2 separate regions of the Homo sapiens genome follow, and region 1 is linked to region 2. Evidence: chromatin loops called from intact Hi-C (ENCODE). Cell type or tissue: heart left ventricle. All regions are shown on one strand. Each heading gives the region's core, and the rest is flanking DNA. Links, peaks and the distances in the headings are about the cores only. Region 1 holds the start of LOC124904000 (a long non-coding RNA gene). Region 2 overlaps WIPF2 (WAS/WASL interacting protein family member 2).

Region 1 (11,560 bases), core at 3,561-11,560, 280 kb before region 2:
CAGGAAGTAAGTCGCACTCCTTAATTCCCTGGTTTGTTTCCTTTCCTTACCACACTATTTTTGGTTGTTGTTTGGTTGGGGGTTTTTTTGAGATTGGGTCTTGCTTTGTTGCCCATGCTGGAGGGCAGTGGTGTGATCACAGTTCACTTGACCTCCCCGGCTTAAGTGATCCTTCCACCTCAGCTTCTTGGGTAGCTGGGACTACAGGCATGTGCCACCACGCCCAGCTAATCTTTGCATTTTTTTTGTAGAGACAGGATTTCACCTTCTTGCCAAGCTGGTCTCCAACCCCTGGGCTCAAGTGATTTCCTGGGCTCAGCCTCCCAAAGTGTTAGGGTTACAGGCATGAGCCACTGCGCCTGGCCCACTGTTTTGTTTTTACTGGAGATGGGGTCTTGCTATGTTAACCAAGCTGGTCTTGAACTCCTGGGCTCAGGTAGTCCTCCCGCCTCAGCCTCTCATGTAGCTGGGATTACAGGCACGTGCCACTGTACTTGGCTGTTTGTTTTTGAGATATAATTCACCCCTTTAAAGTGTACTACAGGCCAGGTATGGTGGCTCACGCCTGTAATCCCAGCACCTTGGGAGGCCAAGGCAGGCAGATCATGAGGTCAGACAATCAAGACCATCCTGGCCAACATGGTGAAACCCTGTCTTTACTAAAAATACAAAAAATTAGCCGGGCGTGGTGGTGTGTGCCTGTAGACCCAGCTACTCAGAAGGCTGAGGCAGGGGAATTGCTTGAACCAGGGAGGCGGAGGTTGTGGTGAGCCGGGATTGTGCCACTGCACTCCAGCCTGGTGACAGAGCGAGACTCCGTCAAACAAATAAATAAAGTATACTACAATTGAGTGGGTTTTAGTATATTCCCAAAGTTGTATATCCACCCCTAATTCCAGAACATTTTCATCACCCCACAAAGAAACACCATACGTATTAGTAGTCACTTTTCATTTTCCCCTTACCCAGCCCCTGGCCGCTACTAATCTGCCCTGTCTCTATTGAGGATTTACTTACTCTGGACATTTCATGTAAATGGAATTACACACCGTGTGCCCTTGGTTTCTGGCTTTTTTCACTTAGCATCATGTTTTCAAGGTTGACCCATGTTGTAGTGTGTGTCAGTACTTCCTTCCTTTTTAAGGCTGAGTAATATTCCCTCGTGTGGATGTGCCACATTTTGTTTATCTGTTCATCAGCTGACGGGCACCTGGGTTGTTTCTACTCTTTGGTTATGAATAATGCTTCTGTGAACATTCGTGTACATGCTTTTATGTGAGCCTAAGTTTCCAGTTCTCTTGGCTTGCATACCTAGGATAGGAATTGCTGGCTCAAATGACAACTCCATGTTTATCCTTTTGAGGAACTGCCACTTGATTCTCTTTTGGCTTCCTCCCCAGGCACAGAAGATCTCTGATGATCTGATGCAGAAGATCAGTACTCAGAACCGCCGGGCCCTAGACCTTGTAGCCGCAAAGTGTTACTATTATCACGCCCGGGTCTATGAGTTCCTGGACAAGCTGGATGTGGTGCGCAGGTACAGGCAGCCAAGCATCTCACTTGGGGTCCGTGGGGTCAGAGACTTGGTCAGTCACAAGCACACAGCTGTGGATCTGCAGAGGGCGAAGAACCTGTAGATGTAAGCAGGGAAGAGGGGCAGTGGTTCCCATGCCCTGCGCCACGTGAGGGGTGTGGGAGAGAGACTGGTGCTAGATGAAGAAGTGGGTCACTGCTGGGCTGTAAAGAACTGTCCCCAGGTTCTTCCCTTCACCCCACATCAAGGTAGGACTGAGGGTGGGTTAGGGGTGGAGGGACAGGCTAGAAAACATTTTACTTCTTTGCTCAAAACCTGCAGTGGCTTCCCGTCTCAAGGAAAGACAAAGTCCTTACAATACCTCATAAGGCCTGACGTGATCTGCTCCATTTTGACCTCCCAGACTTCACCTCCTCCTGCTCCTCAGCCCCACTGGCCTGCCTTTCCTCTGGTGTGCCCGGCACACTCTTCTTCAGAGCCTTTGCACTGGCTGCCCCTCTGTCCAGAACACTCTTCTCTCCGCCTCCTTCAAGCCTTCCCTTAACTGATCCCTTCTCAGTGAGTCCTGCCTTGGCCAAGCTATTGAAAAGTTCAACTCATCTTTCTCACGTCCTGCATTCCCCATTGCAGTTCCCCTGGCCTCACAGGCCTCCCATCTTCTGTCACACTGCAGGCTGTGCTTCTTTCTCATGACCATTGCCTCCCCCACTGCACTGCATTCCCTAAGGGCAGGGTTTTGTCCCTTTGTCGCACCCAGAATAGTGCTGTACACCTTAGGCACTCGATAGTTAACAGTATTCAGCAAATAACCAGAAAAGCAATTTGTATAACTTTTTTAAGGAATTGAGAAAGAGCGAAGAGTTAAAGGCAGTTCAGAGAGTTGTGATTTGAAGGCTTTGACATCTTTCTTTCCTTCTTGAAGCTTCTTGCATGCTCGGCTCCGGACAGCTACGCTTCGGCATGACGCAGACGGGCAGGCCACCCTGTTGAACCTCCTGCTGCGGAATTACCTACACTACAGCTTGTACGACCAGGCTGAGAAGCTGGTGTCCAAGTCTGTGTTCCCAGAGCAGGCCAACAACAATGAGTGGGCCAGGTACCTCTACTACACAGGTGAGCAGAGGGGCCCAACCCATAAATCAGAAGGTGTCTCAGGCCTGCCTGGTGCAAATTTTCCAAGGGGTGGTGCATAAGAGGCCCATTTGGCACCCTGGCTTGTCGGTGGGGAGTTGGATGACCCTACTCTGTTGACCAACTCTCCTCTCCTCCACTCCCAGGGCGAATCAAAGCCATCCAGCTGGAGTACTCAGAGGCCCGGAGAACGATGACCAACGCCCTTCGCAAGGCCCCTCAGCACACAGCTGTCGGCTTCAAACAGACGGTGAGCCACAACTACCATCATCCCTTTGCCTCTTTTTTTTTTTTTTTTTTAAATGGTGTCTTGCTATGTTACCTGGGCTGGTCTTGAACTCCTGGGTTCAAGAAGTCCTCCCACCTCAGCTTCCCAAAGTGCTGGGATCACAGGTATGAGCCACCATGCCTGGCCCCTTTGCCTGTTACTCATTCCCTACCACTTCAGTTCTCTTCTCTATGCTAGGGGCTAGGAAAGGCATCCTTAACCTTCCTATCCAGAAGGACTTCAACTTTTATTATTATTTTTTGTGTGTGTGGAGACAGGCATATCACTGTTGCTCAGGTGAGAACTCCTGGGCTCAAGCAATCCTTCGGCCTCTGCCTCCCTAAGTGCTGAGATTGCAGGTGCGAGCTGCCATGTCTGCAAAAGGTTGCTTCACATCTATTTGTGGGTGTCAATGAAGCAGACACTACCTGCACCTCTGGCAGTGGATATTCAGAGTGTTTCTGGCAGATAGGTTTAGAATATTCCTGATTCCCCAGCGCTCCTGACAGTCATTCCAGGCTTGGACCTAGATTGTGTTGATACAAACCCCAGGTTTTTATCTAGTCCTTCATGTTCACATTTGGAAACTGTATTGTCTGTGGCCAAGGAACCCAGAAAATCTCTGCAAGGCTGAGTGGCTCAAGTAAACATAAAACTTGGCCACTTAAGAGCTGTCAGTCAGCAAGTATTTAAGCATCAACCTTGGTATTAGGCACTGTAAGGGATAGGAAGGGAGGATAATAAGTGATCTTTCTTTCTTTTCTTTCGTTTTTTGTTTTCTGAGACAGAGTCTCCCTCTGTCACTCAGGCTGGAGTGCAATGGCACGATCTTTTCTCACTGCAACCTCTGCCTCCCGAGTTCAAGTGATTCTCCTGCCTCAGCTTCCTCAGTAGCTGGGCAGGCGCCTGCCACCACATCCAACTAATTTTTTTGTTTGTTTTTTTGGTTCTTTTTTTTGAAACGGAGTCTTGCTCTGTCTCCCAGGCTGGAGACAGAGGTGCCATCTTGGCTCACTGCAACCCCTGTCTTTGGGGTTCAAGGGATTCTCCTGCCTCAGCCTCCCGAGTAACTGGGATTACAGGCGCCTGCCACCACGCCCAGCTAATTTTTTGTATTTTTAGTAGAGATGGGGTTTCACCATGTTGGCCAGGCTGGTCTCGAACTCCTGACCTCAAGTGATCCACCCACCTCAGCCTCCCAAAGTCCTGGGATTACAGGCGTGAGCCACCGCTCCAGGCCAGGTATTTCTTATTATTAGAGTATTTCAAAGAGATAAAGAATGTTGTGTCAGAAAGCTTGAGGGTGTATGTGAAGTCACAGAGCCCAGTAGCCAGGATGTAGACCCAGTCTTCCCAAATTCAAACCTCTGCTCCTACCTTCACACAACATCCACCTCCATGGTGTCTTGACAGGGAACGGGAGACGTGTGTTGATTAGGTCAATGTAGTAGGAGATTCATTTTATTTCTGTTCAGAAGTTCAGAGAAAGTCAGATTTGTTTTTGATCAAATAATGAAAGAGAAAGGGTCTTAAAGAAAAAGTTGGCTAGGTACAGGGCTCACACCTGTAATCCTAGCACTTTGGGAGGCTGTGGCAAGAGGATTGCTTGAGACCAACCTGAGCAACATATGGAGACACCGCCTCTGCAAAAATTAAAAACCTAGCTGGGCGTGATGGCATGCACCTGTAGTCCCAGCTACTTGGGAGGCTGAGGTGCAAGGATCACTTGGGCCCAGGAAGTCGAGGCTGCAGTGAGCCATGATCGTGCCACTGCACTGCAGCCTGGGCGACAGAGCAAGACTCTGTCTCAAAAAAAAACAAACATTAAAATTGAACTGGTCTTTGAAAGATGGGTAGGATTTTCACAAGGAGTAAAGGCTTTTCAGACACACAGGGTGCGTGAGCAAAATGTTAGATTGCTTACAATATGAGAGACACTAAAGTTTCTTTTGAAAATCACTAAAAATACTAGTAATTAACATATATAAAATGTGTCATGTACCATGAGAGAGGCTTTCAGGCATTTAAATCTCAGTGGCAGGAAGGCGTAGAGAGCTGGAAGAGAGGTCTCGGGCTGTTGGTGAGGGAGCGCAGGGAGAGAGAGGGCGGGAGTGAAGGCATGTTTGGGAGAAGGCCTGCAACCAGCCCTCTGCCCTCTGCCCTCACACACCTTTGCCGTACCCCTGTCACCACCCAGCTTACAGAATCACCTGGGGCTCTGATGAAGCTGTAGATTCCGATTCAGAGAGTCTGTGTTCCTAACAGGCCTTGGGTGATGCCAGTGCTGCTGGTGGCACAGAGCGCTCTGAGGAGGGCGGTGCTGGCTCATCCTGTTCAAAGCGGAGGTCAGCTAGCATTCATTCCTGCAGCCACCTTGTCTCTTGTAAACTTGAATGTCTCTCTCCGCCCATTTTCACCCTCCCTGTCTTTACTTAACACCAGCTTCACTACCTGTGTTTTCCATCACACTCCTTCCTCTCTCTTCTAGCCTTGGCCCATCACCTGTTTGCTTCAGTCTCCGGGAAGAAAACCCCCAGCCCTGCTGCTTCCTCTCTCAGGCGGCCGTTCCTGTCTCCCCTGGCTCCCTCCCCAACAGTGCACTGGCCAGCCCCTTCCCTCCAGTGTTCTCTCTGCTCCTTCTCACCACCTGGGCCTCAGCAGAGCACTCTGAGAGCTTCTCTGTCGATAGTAAAACCCTCATTCTCTCCTTGAGTGACCTTGTTTGCTTTCCCAGCTTCAGCGCTCGCCTGCATGATGCTCTTCAGCCTGTACATTACTAACTCCGTTACTCTGCTGGCACTGCCACCGCAAGGTCCCACAGACTTGGCGGCTTAAACAACCGAAATTGATTTCATCACAATTCTGGAGGCTCTAAGTCCAACAGCAAAGTGTGACACGATTGGTTTCTTCTGAGGGCCTCTCTCGTCTGCTTGTCGATGGCCGTCTCCTGGTGTTTTCACATGGTCTTCCCTCTGTGCGTGTCTGTGTCCTGCTTTTGTCTTAGAAGGACAATAGTCATGTAGGATTAGGGTCCACCCATATGACCTCACTTTACCATAATTACCTCTTTAAAGGCCCTGTGTCCAAATAGAGTCCCATTCTGAGGTACTGGGGTTTAGGTCTCTAACATGAACTTGAGGGGGATGCAGTTTAGCCCATAACACTAACTCTGACCCCTCTCACGAGCATCAGGCCTGCAGATCCAGCTCCCCCTCCCACTCCCCATGTCTCTCTCTACAGCGTGTCCCAAAGAGATCCCTCCTGGCCCCCTTACCATTCCTTCCTCCTGCTTTCCCGATCCAGATCAGGGCCTTGGGATCATCTCTGACTCTCCCCCATCCTCCTTCCCATCACTTGGTCGTCTGTTGAATTGTCTGCACATCTTCTGTGTTTGCCTGTTCCTTCATATTGCCAGTGCCATGGTTTGAGCCACTAACATTCCCAGACACTTCTGCCTGGTCATCTTCCTCTCCAGCAGCCCAGCTTACATTCACTTGCCTTACTAAGCAGAGCTCCAGCTCTGTCCTTCCCTTGCCTGGGAAGCTTCCATTGCTCCCCACTGCTGTAGGGTATCATAACGGTCTTGTGAGGTAGACAGGCTAGGTATTGTTATTGTTATTTGGTAGTTTTAGAGATGAGGAACTAAGGACCCAGTTGCTCAGTGTTTCCTAGCTAGTGAATAGAGACTAGACACCAAGTGTTCTACGTGCAGACTTTATACTGCTCAGCCTGGCACACAAAATGGCAATGGCATAGTCCCCAGACTGCGGTCCCAACTGTCTCTTTCCTAACAGCTCCCCAGGCACCCACACTTTTCTGCCTCTTTTTCAATCTGTACCCTTGACCCTCCTCCTTTTTCTGCTTTGTCAGACTCCTTAAGGCACTTCATAAATTAACCATTTCCAGGGATTTCCCCTCACACATGAGTTATTCCAGTGGACAGGGCAGCCTCATGGGTGCCTGTGGAGGGTGAAGGGTCTGCCTGGCCGTAGGTGTGATCACACACTCCCGTTGTAACCCCTGTCTCCTGTGACACTTGCTGCCCCACGATTTAGCTGCTTTGTGTTCCGTGCCTCCTGTTTGCTGGTGAACTCCTGAGTTGGGGGGCGTCATTCCCTCCACTGTAGTTCTTCCGCGATGCTGACTCCACCCACGGTCAGCACCACTCGGAAATACTTCACAGTCCTGTAGAGGAAGACAGGTCCAGGTTTCCAGTTACCCTTCTATGTCTGGATACTCTGCTCATTCACTGAAGCCAGGCCCCTTCCTGCACTTATGCCTCTACCCAGATAATGAGTTCTACCCACTGATGACCTCCTCTCCTCTAGTAACAGTCCGCCTCCCTAATGAGCATCTCTGGCTGACACACGTTCCGTTCTCCAGGCCTGTGAGCCCTGGTCCCTCGCTGTTGCTGAGCCACAGCACCCGCCCTTCTGGCCTCACTTTAGAGCACTGTCATTTCAGAGCAGACTACGCGCGGGGTGGCCAGGTGAAATGCAGCTGACGGCTCTGCGACCAAATGTGACCAAAGGGCCACATTCCCAGCACCCGGCTCCAAAGGCAGAGCTTGGATTCTATGCCCAGCACAGGTTTTCAGGGCTTCCTCCTCTCTCTGGGCCTAAACAGTGATCCCTTTCCCTGTTTCCCACTACATCTGGCAGAATTTAGGCCACATTTCATTTTCTTCTTCCGCCCATGGGGCTCCCTGCCCACTGTGTTCCCCTGTCACTCTGTCCAGGTGCACAAGCTTCTCATCGTGGTGGAGCTGTTGCTGGGGGAGATCCCTGACCGGCTGCAGTTCCGCCAGCCCTCCCTCAAGCGCTCACTCATGCCCTATTTCCTTCTGACTCAAGGTAAGGCTGGCTTCCCCACCCCAGAGCCCACTAGGCCCCCTTCAGTGGGGCCTCTTACATGCCTGTGCCTATTTGCATCATCCAATCTACTCCTGTTCTGCCTGCAGCTGTCAGGACAGGAAACCTAGCCAAGTTCAACCAGGTCCTGGATCAGTTTGGGGAGAAGTTTCAAGCAGATGGGACCTACACCCTAATTATCCGGCTGCGGCACAACGTGATTAAGACAGGTGTGGATCAGGATCTGAGGGGCTGTTGGAGGAGCAGAAGCCAGGCCAGGGCAAACCTAGTGGGTATCCTTGGGCAAGTGAAGGGTCTGTGTCCACTCTGCCCACCCCATCGCTCCTTCCTCTCCCAGGTGTACGCATGATCAGCCTCTCCTATTCCCGAATCTCCTTGGCTGACATCGCCCAGAAGCTGCAGTTGGATAGCCCCGAAGATGCAGAGTTCATTGTTGCCAAGGTGGGGCTGGTTCAGGAACCACAGTGACCAGGTTGTCACTTTCCTGCCAATCTCAGGAGGCAGGAGTGGGAGGAGTTTGGCCAAGGAGGGGAATAGGTAAAGCAATGGCATAGTCATTTCAGGGCGTGCCCGTCATTTGCAGTGAAGCCAAGAAGTTGCCAGAGAGAGCATGGATGTGCATGTGAGTGTGTGAGTGTAGGTGTGTGCACATGTTGAGTTTATGATAGTGCCTGTGAGTGTGAGAATATAAGGAGGGCAGAGGAATGGGATGGAACAAGATGTTCTCTGACTTAGAAGATGGGCGTGCTGGGCCAGGCGCAGTGGCTCATGCCTGTAATCCCAGCACTTTGGGAGGCTGACATGGGCAGATCACCTGAGGTCAGGAGTTTGAGACAAGCCTGGCCAACTTGGCGAAACCCCATCTCTACTGAAAATACAAAAATTAGCCAGGCCTGGTGGCAGGTTCCTGTAATCCCAGCTACTTGGGAGGCTGAGGCAGGAGAATCGCTTGAACCCGGGAGGTAAAGGTTGCAGTGAGCTGAGATCGCACCACCGCACTCTCCTGCCTGGGTGACAGAGCGAGACTCCATCTCAAAAAAAAAAAAAAAGAAGAAGCTGGGTGTGCTGGTGAACTTTCCTCTTTGGGGGCCTGCAGGCCATCCGGGATGGTGTCATTGAGGCCAGCATCAACCACGAGAAGGGCTATGTCCAATCCAAGGAGATGATTGACATCTATTCCACCCGAGAGCCCCAGCTAGCCTTCCACCAGCGCATCTCCTTCTGCCTAGATATCCACAACATGTCTGTCAAGGTGAGAAGCCCGTGGCTGCAGAGTCACGCCTGGCAGCAGCACACCCCTCCCTCCACACTCATGGATTCCTCAGAGAAGACTGGCTTAATTTGTGGCCCACGTCCCAGCCAATCTCTGTAAAATCACTGAGCTGCAGCACAGGGGGCCCAGAATGGGGAGGGGACTTGGCCATAGTTCCATAGCCAGTTGCCCTCTCCTATTGCGTTTAAGGGATGATGTGGTCACCAGGGAGGACCAGGCAGGGATTCAGAGGGCGGGGTTCTACATTTGGTTCCAAATTTGAGGCATTTAACTTCTCAAAGCTCTGTTTCTCCATCTCTGAAGCTGATAGGGAGGTGTTACCTGTCTTGCTTGCTTCACAGGGTTGGTAAGATTAAAAGAAGTCCCTGTATTGAGGCACTTAGCGAAGTCTAAATTGTAAAAAAGATGGCGCTGGTATCTAGCTCCACAAAAGGGTGAGCCCTTATCCTCAGTTAAGCACTGAGTTTGGCGCTGTTACTATTTGCTTGCCATGTTTTTTTCTGGTCTCCTCCGAGGAAACTAGGATATTGCTGCCTTGCTTAAAATCTGGCTAAGCCCTACTCCACGTGACATGCAAGGCCCTTTGTGACCTGGTCCCTTAGGTCAAGCCTCCCCTCCCACTCCTGCCCCACCACCCAGCAGCCAGCCCACTGGGTGCAGGCCAGGCCCCTCCCACATGGAATCCTCCACCGGGAAGGCCTCTCCCCGTTGCCACATCCACTGTGTTCCTCCTTTTCCTCCTCCCTGCCCAGTCAAGAGAGTTGGTCGTTTATTCCTCTTTTTTCAGCATTTCCCACAGGGCACTGTAATAATTCCTTTGATGCCTAGCCCCCCACTAGACTAACTGGAGAGGGGCCCGCCGCTTCCTGCCTGGTGTCTAGCTCACAGAGGGGACGCAGGGAGTGCAGGTTGCGTGAGTGCCTCACCTGCTTCCTTCCCTCGCTCATCTCCTCTCTTTGCTGTGCCCCAGGCCATGAGGTTTCCTCCCAAATCGTACAACAAGGACTTGGAGTCTGCAGAGGTAAGCTCTCTGCTTTCTGGGTGAGACCGAAAGGTCAAACTTCCACACAGAAGGGGAGTCGGGCGAGTGTCTGGAAGGGCTGAGCTGCTCTGAAGCTTTGGCCTCACTTGCCTCTCTCCCCAGGAACGGCGTGAGCGAGAACAGCAGGACTTGGAGTTTGCCAAGGAGATGGCAGAAGATGATGATGACAGCTTCCCTTGAGCTGGGGGGCTGGGGAGGGGTAGGGGGAATGGGGACAGGCTCTTTCCCCCTTGGGGGTCCCCTGCCCAGGGCACTGTCCCCATTTTCCCACACACAGCTCATATGCTGCATTCGTGCAGGGGGTGGGGGTGCTGGGAGCCAGCCACCCTGACCTCCCCCAGGGCTCCTCCCCAGCCGGTGACTTACTGTACAGCAGGCAGGAGGGTGGGCAGGCAACCTCCCCGGGCAGGGTCCTGGCCAGCAGTGTGGGAGCAGGAGGGGAAGGATAGTTCTGTGTACTCCTTTAGGGAGTGGGGGACTAGAACTGGGATGTCTTGGCTTGTATGTTTTTTGAAGCTTCGATTATGATTTTTAAACAATAAAAAGTTCTCCACAGTGCTTTGTGCATCAGTTACTATACTTCACTGCAGTATTGGCAGGCTCAGATTTTGGGTTTTTTGGCCTTAGAGTACTAGCCCCAGGTGTGTAATCTGAGGGCGATGGGTCTGCAGATGGGGAGGTGCCCAGGGGAGGATGAAGGGACCCTGACCTGGGGTCGGGGGCCTAGGTTTACTCTCTTTTCGTACTTGTGTGGCTTTGGTAAGGTCTTGTTAGGAAAGGTGTACCATGTGTCCATCACCAGCTGCAGACCTTCATCTCCCAATACACCTCATGGTGCTTCACGGTTATTGCAGTTTTTACAAATTGAAGGTTTGGCCAGGCATGGTGGCTCATGCCTGTAATCCCAACACTTTGGGAGGCTAAGGTGGGCGGATCACTAAAGGTCAGGAGTTTGAGACCAGCCTGGCCAACATGGCAAAACCCCGTCTCTACTAAAAATAAAAAAATCAGCTGGGCATGGAGGCAGGCGCCTGTAATCCCAGCTACTTGGGAGGCTGAAGCAGGAGAATTGCTTGAACCCGGGAGGTGGAGCATGCAGTGAGCCAAGATCTCGCCACTGCACTCCAGCCTGGGCAACAGAGTGAGACTGTGTCTCAAAAGAAAAAGAAAAGGACAAATTGAAGGTTTCTGGCAACACTGCATCAAGCAAATCTGTCGGTGCCATTTTCCCAACAGCATGTGCTCACTTAGCGTCTCTGGGTCACATTTTGGTAAATCCTCTCGATATCTCAAACTTTTTCATTATATCTGTTATGGTGATGTGTGATCGGTGATCTTTGATGTTACTATTGTCATTGTTGGGGCACCACAAATTGCACCCATATAGGATGGTGAACTTAGCCGGGCACGGTGGCTCGCGCTTGTAATCCCAGCACTTTGG
Region 2 (11,647 bases), core at 1,183-9,182:
AGCTTTAGTTTGAGTAGATTTGGAATCAAAACAAGGCTCAGAGATCTGCTGGGAGTTACAAGATTTCTCTTTAATTATTGCATCTAGTGTCCCCTGTTTCTACTGAACAAAGCTTGGAAACAGTGAGGAAGAGTTGACATTCTGAGTGTGTCTTACGGGAAGCAAAAACATTTATTGGGCTTATTGTGCCAGATTGTGTGTGTGTGTGTGTGTATGTTATTCTATTACTGTGTTACATGCTTAACTATAGTCACTACAGCAATTCTGATAGTAATCAGGAGGAATAATAAGATACTCTTTTCTTTGAGACAGTCTTGCTGTGTCACCAGGCTGGAGTGCAGTGGCGCGATGTTGGCTTATTGCAGCCTCCATCTCCCAGGTTCAAGCTCCTCCCACCTCAGGCTCCAGAATATCTGGGATTGCAGGCGTGTGCCACCACGCTTGGCTAATTTTTGTACTTTTTTAAAATTTGAGGTGAGGTTTCATCATGTTGCCCAGGCTGATCTCGAACTCCTGGCATCAAGCAATCTGCCTGCCTCAGCCTCCCAGAGTGTTGGGATTACAGATGTGAGCCACTATGCCTAGCCAAGATACCGTTTTACTACTAAAAACAGTTTTGTCTGTTAAGCTGAGTAGTCTCTTCACATACTATTTAGGTCACAACTATTTATTGGGCCACGTGCTGTGGCACATGCCTATAATCCCAGCCCTTTGCTGAGGCGGGAGCATTGCTTGAGCCCAGGAGTTTGAAGCTGCACTGAGCTATGATTCCACCACTGCGCTTTAACCTGGGTGACAGAGTGAGACCCTGTCTCTTAAAAAAAAAAAAAAATTGAACATGGCCTAGATACCAAAAGATGCACTTCCAAGCCACTGGATTGTAAATCTGGTTGGGAAGATACTATGCAGAATACTGGGAGTTACGAAAAGCAGTGTGGGAGAGTAGAAAGAGCAGACATGTGCCTTGCCTATTTTTATTTGATCTGTGACCTTAAACAAATAACCTGAGTCCCAGTTTTCTCATTTGTGAAATGGGGATAATATTACATACTTCGCATGTGTGGCTATAAGACTTTTTAAAGATTTAATACACCGAAAATGCCTGGAACATAATAGATACCCAATAAATGGTAGCTGCTATTATTGTTAGTTAATACAGAGCATAGGAGTAAGACAAACACGTTAGAATCTATTATATTCCAGTCATATTGCCATTTCTTGACACATGCTTTTGACGTTACCTTCTACTTGGTGGCAAATTTTCATCTTTTAAGAGTGAATTTGATTTTTGGAATCACCAAAAAGCAGATTCAGACATAGGTATGAACATTTTCTTTTTTTTTTTTTTGAGGCAGAGTTTTGTTCTTGTTGCCCAGGCTGGAGTGCAATGGCACGATCTTGGATCACCGCAACCTCCGCCTCTTGGGTTCAAGCAATTCTCCTGCCTCAGCCTTCCGAGTAGCTGGGATTACAGGCATGCACCACCACATCTGGCTAATTTTTGTATTTTAATAGAGACTGGGTTTCTCCATGTTGATCAGGCTGGTCTCGAACTCCCGACCTCAGGTGATCCTCCCGCCTCGGCCTCCCAAAGTGCTGGGATTACAGGCGTGAGCCACCGTGCCTGGCATAGGTATGAATATTTTCATTGGTGATGGTGGTGGGGCGACCTCAGAAATGAAATGTGACCATCATATAATAGTGTTTACAGCTCTGACTGATAAACTTGCTTTGGAGGCAATTCCAAAAGAGGTGTTTGCAGTGTTTGAGCAATGAGACTGTTACTGGACATATGTAACTTCCCACAATGAATCTGCTGTATATATTTTGAAAATCGCTCATTGATATTAGAGTAAGTGACATAGCCTGTATATGCTGTGGGAGAGCAGAGGTGGAGGGACTCAGAAGAAAATGGATTGCTTTGGGAAAGCCTTGAGAAGATGGGACTTGGATTGAACCTTGAAGGGTAGGGAGGATTTGGTAGTAAGGGAAGGGGGGATATCAGAATATTGTGAGGGGAGTCACAAGAGCAAAGCATATAATTTGGTTTATTCAGCAAACATTGATTGAGCACCTGCTGTGTGCTGTACATTTGGCTGAACTTGGGAACCCAGAAGGAGGAACTGCTCTGACATCAAGGGGTACACAGTATACTGGGGAAAGAGCACACAGAATAAATAATTATAATAGTCTATTCAAGTGGTAGGTATGCACAAGCTGCAGTGGAAGTGCAGAGGAGGGCTCCTAACCTAGCCTAGCAATAAGAAGGGAAGAGGAGAAGCCAAGCTCAAGCTGATTGGTGTGGTAGGTTACTATGTAAGCAAAGGCTTTGAGACTTTATTTTTTTACTTATTTATGTATTTGAGATGGAGTCTCTCTCTGTTGCCCAGGCTGGAGTGCAGTGGCACAATCTGGGCTCACTGCAACCTCCACCTCCCAGGTTCAAGTGATTCTTGTGCCTCAGCCTCCTGAGGAGCTGGGACTACAGGCACACGCCACCACACCGGGCTAATTTTTTGTATTTTTAGTAGAGATGGAGTTTCATCATGTTGCCCAGGCTGGTCTCCAACTGCTGAGCTCAGGCAATCCTCCCGCCTCGGCCTCCCAAAGTGCTAGGATTATAGACGTGAGCCATCACACCCAGCCACAGTTTGAGACTTTATGATTTAGGCAGTGCAAAGCCTTTGAAAAAACTGGATCAAGTTTTTAGGGAGGTTGGTGAGTTGGTGTTATGCAAAATGAATTTGGAGGGGTAAGAGACAAAGCAAGGAGAACATTCGGAAGGCTTTTGCAGTAGAGAACAGGCTAAATATAAGGAAGACCTGAATTAGAATTGTGGAGGAAGGCATGGAAAAGCAGGAAAAAAATCAAGAACAGATAGGGTTCTGACTGACTGGTAGGAAATGTAAAAAGGCCATACATTTATTCTGAATGTTGGTATCTGGAAGAATGGTGATGCTGTTCAAGTAATAAGGACAAAGGGGAACCAGGCACTGTGAGCCTCTGTGGGGTGTGTTACTCTTTTAGCTCATGTGTTTCAAGTCATTCTACCCCTTGCCGTCTCCACATCCAAACCTAACTACTTTGGATTTTAATTGCAGCTCCTCCACCCCCACCACCTGTGATCCGAAATGGTGCCAGGGATGCTCCCCCTCCCCCACCACCATACCGAATGCATGGGTCAGAACCCCCGAGCCGAGGAAAGCCCCCACCTCCACCCTCAAGGACGCCAGCTGGGCCACCCCCTCCTCCTCCACCGCCCCTGAGGAATGGCCACAGAGATTCTATCACCACTGTCCGGTCTTTCTTGGGTGAGTAGCTAGCTATCTGTAGTCTCATGGTTCCTGCGGTGACTTCACCCACTCCAGTGCCATGGCTGCTAGATGGCCACCATAGAGTGGGAATGGCCACATGGGATCCTTTGTTCACAATAGTTCTCCTGCTGACTTCATCCTCAGAGGTATGGGCTGTGTTCATTGACTTCCTTATCTTGATATGAATTCTAAGCATGGATGCTTTGGAGTAGATTGAAGTAAAATCAGCAAGTGTTGTGCTAACTCTAAATCCACTCCAAAGATCACTTTTTGTAGCTAGCTTTTAGGTCAGAGACTCTGTATCTTCTTTAGGATTATTCAGACAGGACTTATGTATTCTCCTAGGAAGGAGTGTTCCTTTCTAGCTCTTCAAAAACAAAACACTTGATTGTTCTTGGAATTATTATTTTTTAATTATTTTTTATAGAGACTGGGTCTCTGTTGCCCAGGCCGCTGTCAAACTCCTGGTCTCAAGCAGTCCTCCAACCTTGGCCTCCCAAAGTGCTGGGATTACACATGTGAGCCATCACATCCAGCCTTTCCTTGGAATTCTTGAAAAAAAAAAAAAAAAAAAAAAAAAAAAAAAGAAAAGTCCCATGGCACATTGCCTGGAAAGAAAAAAGAAGAAAGAATGACAAAAAATATTAAAGAAAAAAGGATTGGGCGTGGTGGCTCATGCCTGTAATCCCAGCACTTTGGGAGGCCAAGGTGGGAGGATTGCTTTTAGCCCAGGAACTCAAGACCAGCCTGGGCAACATGGTGGAACTTCATCTCTCTAAAAAATACAAAAATTAGCTGGGTGTGGTGGCACACGCCTGTGTTTCCAGCTACTCAGGAGGATTGCCTAAGTCCAGGGAGGTTGAGGCTGCAGCAAACCATTGATCACATCACTGCACCCCAGCCTGGGCGACAGAGAGAGAATCTGTCTCAAAAAAAAAAAAAAAAAAAAAAAGTCGGCTGGGTGCAGTGGCTCACGCCTGTAATCGCAGTACTTTGGGAGGCCGAGGCAGGCGGATCACCTGAGGTCAGGAGTTTGAGACCAGCCTGGCTAACATAGTGAAACCCCATCTCTACTAAAAATATAAAAAATTAACTGGGCATGATGGCACGCAGCCATAATCCCAGCTACTCAGAAGGCTGAGGCAGGAGAATCTCTTGAACCCAGGAGGTGGAGGTTGCAGTGAGCCAAGATTGTGCCACTGCACTCCAGCCTGGGTGACAGAGCAAGACTCCGTCTCAAAAAAAAAAAAAAAAAAAAACAAAACCCAAAACATTACACACATTAATCCAAAGCCACTAACTAGCAGTGTTATTTTGAGGAAGTCACGTTACTTCTCTGGGCCTCACTTCCCTTATTTGTAAAATTAGGTTGACTAGATCAGAAGTGTATCAGATTAACTTTTCCAAGATTATAAATGTTGGGGGGGCTCTACCTAAGAGATTCTGATTCCTTGGTTCTGGGATGTAACCCTAAGTAAAGGTTGTCCATAGGCTATTGTTAGACCCGTCTGTTGAGGACCCTTGGAAGAAATCTCTGAAAGGTCCCTTGCAACCCTAACACTCTAGATTTTTTTTTTTTGAGATAGCGTCTTGCTTTGTCATCCAAGCTGGAGTGCAGTAGCGCAATCACGGCTCACCGCAGTCTCGACCTCCCAGGCTCAAGCAATCCTCCCATCCTTCAGCCTTCCAAGTAGCTGGGACCACAGGTGTGCACCACCATGCCTGGCTAATTTTGTATTTTTTTTGTAGAGATGAGGTTTTGCCATGTTGCCCAGACTGGTCTCAAACTCCTGGGCTCAAGCTACCCACCCACCTTGGCCTCCCAAAGTGCTGGGATTACAGGCATGAGCCACCATGCCCAGCTTCTAGATTCTTTAATGGTTGCTGTCCTTACCTACCCACTGTCCTCCATGTTCTAGTCTATTCCTATTAGGTATGCCAGGGTTTTTGCTTTAAAGATATATCCTTATTGTAGAAACCTTTGGGATGTGATCAAGCCGCACTTACAGAAAATTTGAGCTTTCTGATGGAGGGGCTGTAGAAAGTAGTAGTAGAAGCCATGAGATGGCTGTCCCAACTATGTAAGTGAAGGTAACATGGACTGAAAGGGAATCATCTGGTCAAATCTCTCACTAGTCATAGACAGATATTCCCATTTTAAATTAATTCCTACCAATTTCTGGATTTAGATCAGTTGTTTTCCCGTGGTGACAGTCTGTAAGATGTTATTAAAACCCAGAATTGGCTGGGCCTGGTGGCTTACGCCAGTAATCCCAGCGCTTTGGGAGGCCGAGGCAGGTGGATCACCTGAGGTCAGGAGTTCAAGACCAGCCTGGCCAACATGGTGAAACCCTATCTCTACTAAAAATACAAAAATTAGCCAGGTGTGGTGGTGCCTGCCTGTAATCTCAGGGACGCTGGGGCAGGAGAATCGCTTGAACTTGGGAGGTGGAGGTTGCAGTGAGCCAAGATCATGCCACCGCACCCCAGTCTGGGCAACAGAGTGAGACTCCGTCTCAAAAAAAAAAAAAAAAAAAAAAAGAATTATATTTCTTTCTGCTACCATGCAAACAACTGAGCTCCTTTCCTGTTCTGTGCCTGACTTGGTGGAAAGGTTTAAAGAATCAGCTCAGGCTAGGCGTGGTTCACACCTGTAATCCCAGCACTTTGGGAGGCCAGGTGGGGAGATTGCCTGAGCACAGGAGTTTGAGACTAGCCTGGCCAAGATGGTGAAACCCCGTCTCTACTAAAAATACAGAAAACTAGCCGGGTGAGGTGGTGGGCACCACTGCACTCCAGCCTGGGTGACAGAGCGAGACTGTCAAAAAATAAATAAATAAAGAATGGGCTCAAAGACGCACTACTTAGTACAGAGAGGTTTTGAATACATGCTCTGTGCATGCAAGGCACGTGGGGTGATGCTGCTGCTGTTCTCAGGGTGGTTGGTTTGGTGGGGCAGTAGGTCCTCACAGTACCTCAGAATGCCTGAGAGATTAGTAAGTGGGGAGGGTCGAAGCGATCAGAGGCCTGTGGGAGCACAAGCAAGGATGATAGGAATTAATGTTCTATTCTTTTCGCAGATGATTTTGAGTCAAAGTATTCCTTCCATCCAGTAGAAGACTTTCCTGCTCCAGAAGAATATAAACACTTTCAGAGGATATATCCCAGCAAAACAAACCGAGGTGAGAATAATAATAAGAAGGTTTTTCCATAATTGCATAGAATGTAGAATCTGTGCATTTTCTTAGGTTAAAATTTGCTTCTCGCTGGGCACAGTGGCTCATACCTATAATCCCAGCACTTTGGGAGGCCAAGGTGGGTGGATCACGAGGTCAGGAATTCGAGACCAGCCTGACCAACATAATGAAACCCTGTCTCTACTAAAAATACAAAATTAGGCTGGGCGCGGTGGCTTATGCCTATAATCCCAGCATTTTGGGAGGCTGAGGTGGGCGGATCATGAGGTCGGGAGATCAAGACCATCCTAGCTAACACGGTGAAACCCCGTCTCTACTAAAAATACAAAAGATTAGCTGGGCGTGGTGGCACACACCTGTAGTCCCAGCTACTCGGGAGGCTGAGGCAGGAGAACTGTTTAAACCCAGGAGGCGGAGGTTGCAGTGAGCCAAGATCACGCTACTGTACTCCAGCCTGGGTGACAGAGGGAGACTCCGTCTCAAAAAAAAAGAAAAAAAATTGCTTCTCATCATCTTCGTTGTCCTTTTTTTTTTTTTTTTTTTGAGATAGGGTCTCCCTATCGTCACCCAGGCTGGAGTGCAGTGGTGCCATCTCGGCTCACCCCAAACCTCTGCCTCCCAGGTTCAAGTGATTCTCCTGCTTAAGCCTCCCAAGTATCTAGGATTATAGGCGTGTGCCACCATGCCGGATTATTTTTGTAATTTTAGTAGAGACTGGGTTTTGCCTGGTTGGCCAGGCTGGTCTGAAACTCCTGACCTCAGGTGATCCGCCCGCCTCGGCCTCCCAAAGTGCTGGGATTACAGGCGTGAGCCACCTTGCCTGGCCACTCATCTTCATTTTCTTAGGCAAAACAATAATAACACGTAGTCCCCAGATTTTAAAGGTTAGCTTAAAGAGCCTGTCTCTCATTTTAGGAATGTGTGGGTTGTTCAGATTCTGGTGGGTGACCTGTATGTGTGTGGTCTTTATTTTGTTTTTTTTCAGCTGCCCGTGGAGCCCCACCTCTGCCACCCATTCTCAGGTGAAGCCTGGCTTGGTCCCGTTCCTCAGGAAAAGGATGGACCTTCTCTTCTTCTCAGATGGTCCCTTCCATTCCCCTGAAACCTGCATGAGAGCTCCTAACATGTTTCTCCAATGCAATCAAGCCCTAGACTCCAAATGTCCTCCCAGCTCACCTCCATCTATGCATCTCATCTCTGGATTTGGTGATCAGACTCTATATTGACAGTAGGATCTCAAACCCTGCATCCATCCTTCCTCCAGCAAGCCCTGCTAGCCACATGAGGAACAAGTTTCCGTGTCTTCTGCCTTCCTCTTGGGGAAAGGTGCCTTGTTGTGATGAATTAACTCACTGTTAGGGCAGGGTGGAGAATGGTACTCCTTCCTTCTCCTGTCCACTGTGGGGGAAGCTTGGCAGGTATATTATATTTCATCATTTAGGAGGCTGGCATGACCAGGACTTATGGGTGGGAGGGGAGCATTTTTAGTGAAGCAAGAAAGGAGTTTGCCAAGAAGTGATCTGTTTTAAAGGTCATATTTGGAGAAAGGGCAAGGAATTGGGTCTGCTTTATTTTTGGGGGTATTTTGTTTTTGTTCTCACCTGCTGCCCCCCCACCCCACCACCCCAGGGATAAATTGGATATAAACACTAAATACTAATCAGTTGAACTTAACATTTAATAAAAAGAAAGGGTGAAATAAACTGAAGACCATTTTAGAACTAGTCAGTTCTCTGCAGCAAAGGGAACAGGAGCCATTTGAACCCTCTGGGACCCCTCACCCCACTGCTTCAGGGTGCTAGGCTGAGGGATGTTTTTCCTCCCCCTTACCGCCCATGCCCTTGAAAGAAAAGTCACTTTTTGTGGAGGGCATCATTCATTCCTGATTCACAAACCCCAAAAACCTCTGGTGGGAGATAGGAAGATAGGGCGTGGGCCTGGGCCTTAACCTCAATCTTGTGTCTGCCTCAGTCTTTTCTGACTGGCCCTGAAGTTGTCAGTGGCTCTTTCTGTCCTTCAGCCCCTGGAAGGTGCTCCAGGATAACAAAGAAGGGCAGGTTGAAGCCCCTCATGGAAGGAGCTGGCTTTGTGGGGCTGCAAAGGACTTTTAAGTCCTGCCTGTACTGAAGTTCACAGCCCACCTGACTGAGCAGACTCTTCCTGTTCCTTTCTCTACCACCCTTGCCTTCCCAGGACTGCACGGTTTAACACAGCAGAGTACAGAAGGGTGAAGAAGTGAGCAGAGGCTTATGAAGATATTCAGATACTCTTCTATGCCAGGAAGCACAAAGACTTTGTTGAGATTTGCCTCAGTTCAGTAGATCTTCCTTGGCAGCCAGCCATAGGTTGTTTCTTTGTCTTCCGGGTCCTAAAGAGCACAGAGAAAATGGAGGTCCCCAGTCTAGGTAGGAAGCTGATTGGATGAGGACTTCTTTTTTTCCGACAGCAGGATGGGGCTCTTGGGCTCCACACACCAGATGCTTTGGTTTTCTACAACTGTTGCTATGTGTAGAGGGTGCTCAGAGCGTGGCATGAGAGCAAGGAGACCATGGCTACTCTTTGAAATGGATGGGGAAAATTAGCTTAAAAATTTAATCACGAGATTGCGCCACTGCACTCCAGCCTGGGCGACAGAGCCAGACTCCGTCTCAAAAAAAAAAAAAAAAAAAAAATTTAATCACACACATCACAGGCTTAAACTGTCTTAGAGACCTTTCCAGTTGATTGGATCACAGGCTAGGGATCTGTGCATGGTGCCAGGTGAAACCCAAGTCTCCCCAGTGCTAGGTGAGGGAGGGCTCAACGGGGGTAATGTGTATGGGGTCTGCTGTCCTTTGCCATCCCCTGGACCATATTAACTCTGGGACAGACCATGATTAGGTCTGTCACCAAACTTTTCCTAATCATTTTTTATGTATCATTCTTCTTTCTAATCTGTTAGCAGTTATCTCCCAGAAGTATCCCTAGCATCCTGAAGCAAACAGAACTGCCGGGCGCTGTGGCTTATGCCTGTAATCTCAGCAATTTGGGAGGCCGAGGCGGGCGGATCACCTGAGGTCAGAAGTTCGAGACCAGCCTGTCCAACATGGTGAAACCCCGTCTCCACTAAAAACACAAAAATTATCTGGGCGTGGTGGCATGTGCCTGTAGTCCCAGCTACTGGGGAGGCTGAGGCAGGAGAATCGCTTGAATCCAGGAGGTGGAGGTTGCAGTGAGTGGAGATGGCGCCACTGCGCTCCAGCCCGGGTGACAGAGTGAAACTCCATCTCAGAAAACAAACAAACCAAACAACTGAGAGAGGGCATGCTAGTGGAGGGAAAAGGAGAGAGTACAAGAGTTGATACTGCATCAGAGTTCCAGGGCAGATACTGACAAGTGACTGAACTTTGACTGTGAAGTCTTCCCATTTATTTTTGAAATGGGAGTCGATGCCTTTTGTACGTTATCAAAGTGTTTTTTTTTTTTTCCTCCTTTACTCAGACATAGAGCATCAAAATATCACGAGTAAAGCCAAACCCCAGCTTTTCACTGGGGCTGATATCTTCCTCCCCATGGCCCACTGCCCCCTCATATTCCCCAGCACTTGGACTGTGTCACATGGGTATTGATTGTATACTTGTTGTCTTGGCCTCATGCAAAAAGGCCTGGGTCTAGATCTAGTCAGATGAGTTTTTTTTAGAGCATGTTGATGATACAACACCTGTTTAAATGTCTGCCTTATATGTTATTTGGTCCCACTGTTAATAATAGATTTATTACTATGTATATTTACTATTGAAGATGGGAATGTGATCTGCATAGTTATCAGTCTATTTTGTATGTTGTAAAAAGCTTCTAATTTAGGTTTAAGGTGGGCTGGCTACAAGAGCACTAAAACTCCTCACCTTTTAAACTGCTCTTTTTATCTGCTTGTGGGAATGTCGTCTCTTTCGTGGAAGATTGGGTGGTCTCATGTTGAGGCTGTTGCCCAGTCCCATTAACTCCCTTGTCCCCCCACAGAAGGAAGAGACATTGCCCAGCTAAGCATCAGGAAGCTGTGTTAAAAGCCCTTCTATGGGTTTGGTTTTGTGATGTTTTTCCCTAATGGGAAAAACGTTATAGTTGTTTCTTACTGCCCTGTCTGGGAAGCAGGGCAAACCTCCAGGTTTTTAAATGAGCTAGATGCCCCTCTTCCTCTTCTCTGGTCACTGAACCTGGACCAAAGCACTTTGATATTCCAGGTGTGATTTTCTCTGTCATGGGGATTTGCTCCACTGCAGAGCCCCATCATTTTCACAGCGTAGGCCAACAGAGTGAGAACCTAGGGCTACCCTAGCTGATGGATGTGAGGCTGCTGTCTACAGGAGCTCATCCCAGCCCTGTTAACTGGCAGTGGCAAGGATACTCGTCATCGGCCATTGCACTGGGGAACTCCCTCACCCCATGGCTTCCCAACTTGAAACCCAGATTTACCTCCAGGGAGAGGTGAGAAAAAAATTGTAAATAGACTTGCTAAAGAGCAACTCAGGGTTGGGGTGTGTTTTAATTCTCCTGATCACTTGAAATAATCTGTAGGCTGAGTGCTTATGGGGGTGGGGGAGAAGGGTGACTCCAGGGTCCTTCCATTTTGTGAAGCTCTGGGGGTGGAGTGTGGGCATCTGAGGCCCTATGATGGCACTACATTGAGCTGTCTGCCCTTCCGGAAACCCAACCTGCAATCAACTGCAAATCAAATTCTTCACATTCCAGCTACAGTCTTTCTTTCCCCATTGAATCTCAGTCCCTGGCCATGTGGTCAAGGTGGCTTTCTGTTAAGCTACCCTAATTTCGGGAATGGGAGGGGAGAGAGGAGGGCCATTACAACTCTGCCTTCAAGACTCATCTCTTAAAAACAAAACGAAACAAAACTACAACCACCATCAAAACCACACGCAAAAAAAAAAAAAAAAAAAAAAAGGATAACTTTAACCGAAGGAAGGGTTTGGTTCCATTCAACTCCACATTCATTGTGCCTTTACTTGCATTAGATTTCTGTGCTTTCTTCCTTTCCCTCTTTGAAGCAATTAAAATCTTCCTTGATAACTGCTGTTTCTTTCTACTCTTGTTTCTGGCAATTTAGTGGGTTCCTTCTCTAGTGGTCTTAAATCTCATTCCACT

What was found. Peaks named below come from ENCODE experiments on the same cell type or tissue, not always from the same donor. Only the 100,000 strongest peaks of a DNase experiment are listed, where the experiment ranks them.
Region 1: a loop joins it to region 2, with 2.4 times the contacts of the local background. A loop is called at or near these places in 5 of 110 quality-filtered maps.

Annotation. Positions count from the first base shown.
Region 1 is chr17:39,987,283-39,998,842 of GRCh38, forward strand. PSMD3 (proteasome 26S subunit, non-ATPase 3) reads left to right here. Exons shown (of 12, transcript NM_002809.4): 4 at 1,401-1,537; 5 at 2,457-2,647; 6 at 2,812-2,915; 7 at 7,672-7,786; 8 at 7,894-8,013; 9 at 8,142-8,245; 10 at 8,901-9,056; 11 at 10,048-10,098; 12 at 10,222-10,677. The coding sequence ends at 10,299. It overlaps LOC124904000 (a long non-coding RNA gene), which reads right to left and starts at 7,665. Exons shown (of 3, transcript XR_007065751.1): 1 at 4,311-7,665; 2 at 1,312-1,613. RefSeq lists a silencer at 4,975-5,152. In heart left ventricle, for the core only: no CTCF peak of the experiment used is centred there; no DNase peak of the experiment used is centred there.
Region 2 is chr17:40,270,689-40,282,335 of GRCh38, forward strand. It overlaps WIPF2 (WAS/WASL interacting protein family member 2), which reads left to right. Exons shown (of 8, transcript NM_133264.5): 6 at 3,102-3,311; 7 at 6,395-6,496; 8 at 7,497-11,647. The coding sequence ends at 7,537. Among named protein-coding and RNA genes, the nearest start is that of CDC6, 11 kb to the right of the region's middle. RefSeq lists enhancers at 10,358-11,294, 11,295-11,647. In heart left ventricle, for the core only: no CTCF peak of the experiment used is centred there; no DNase peak of the experiment used is centred there.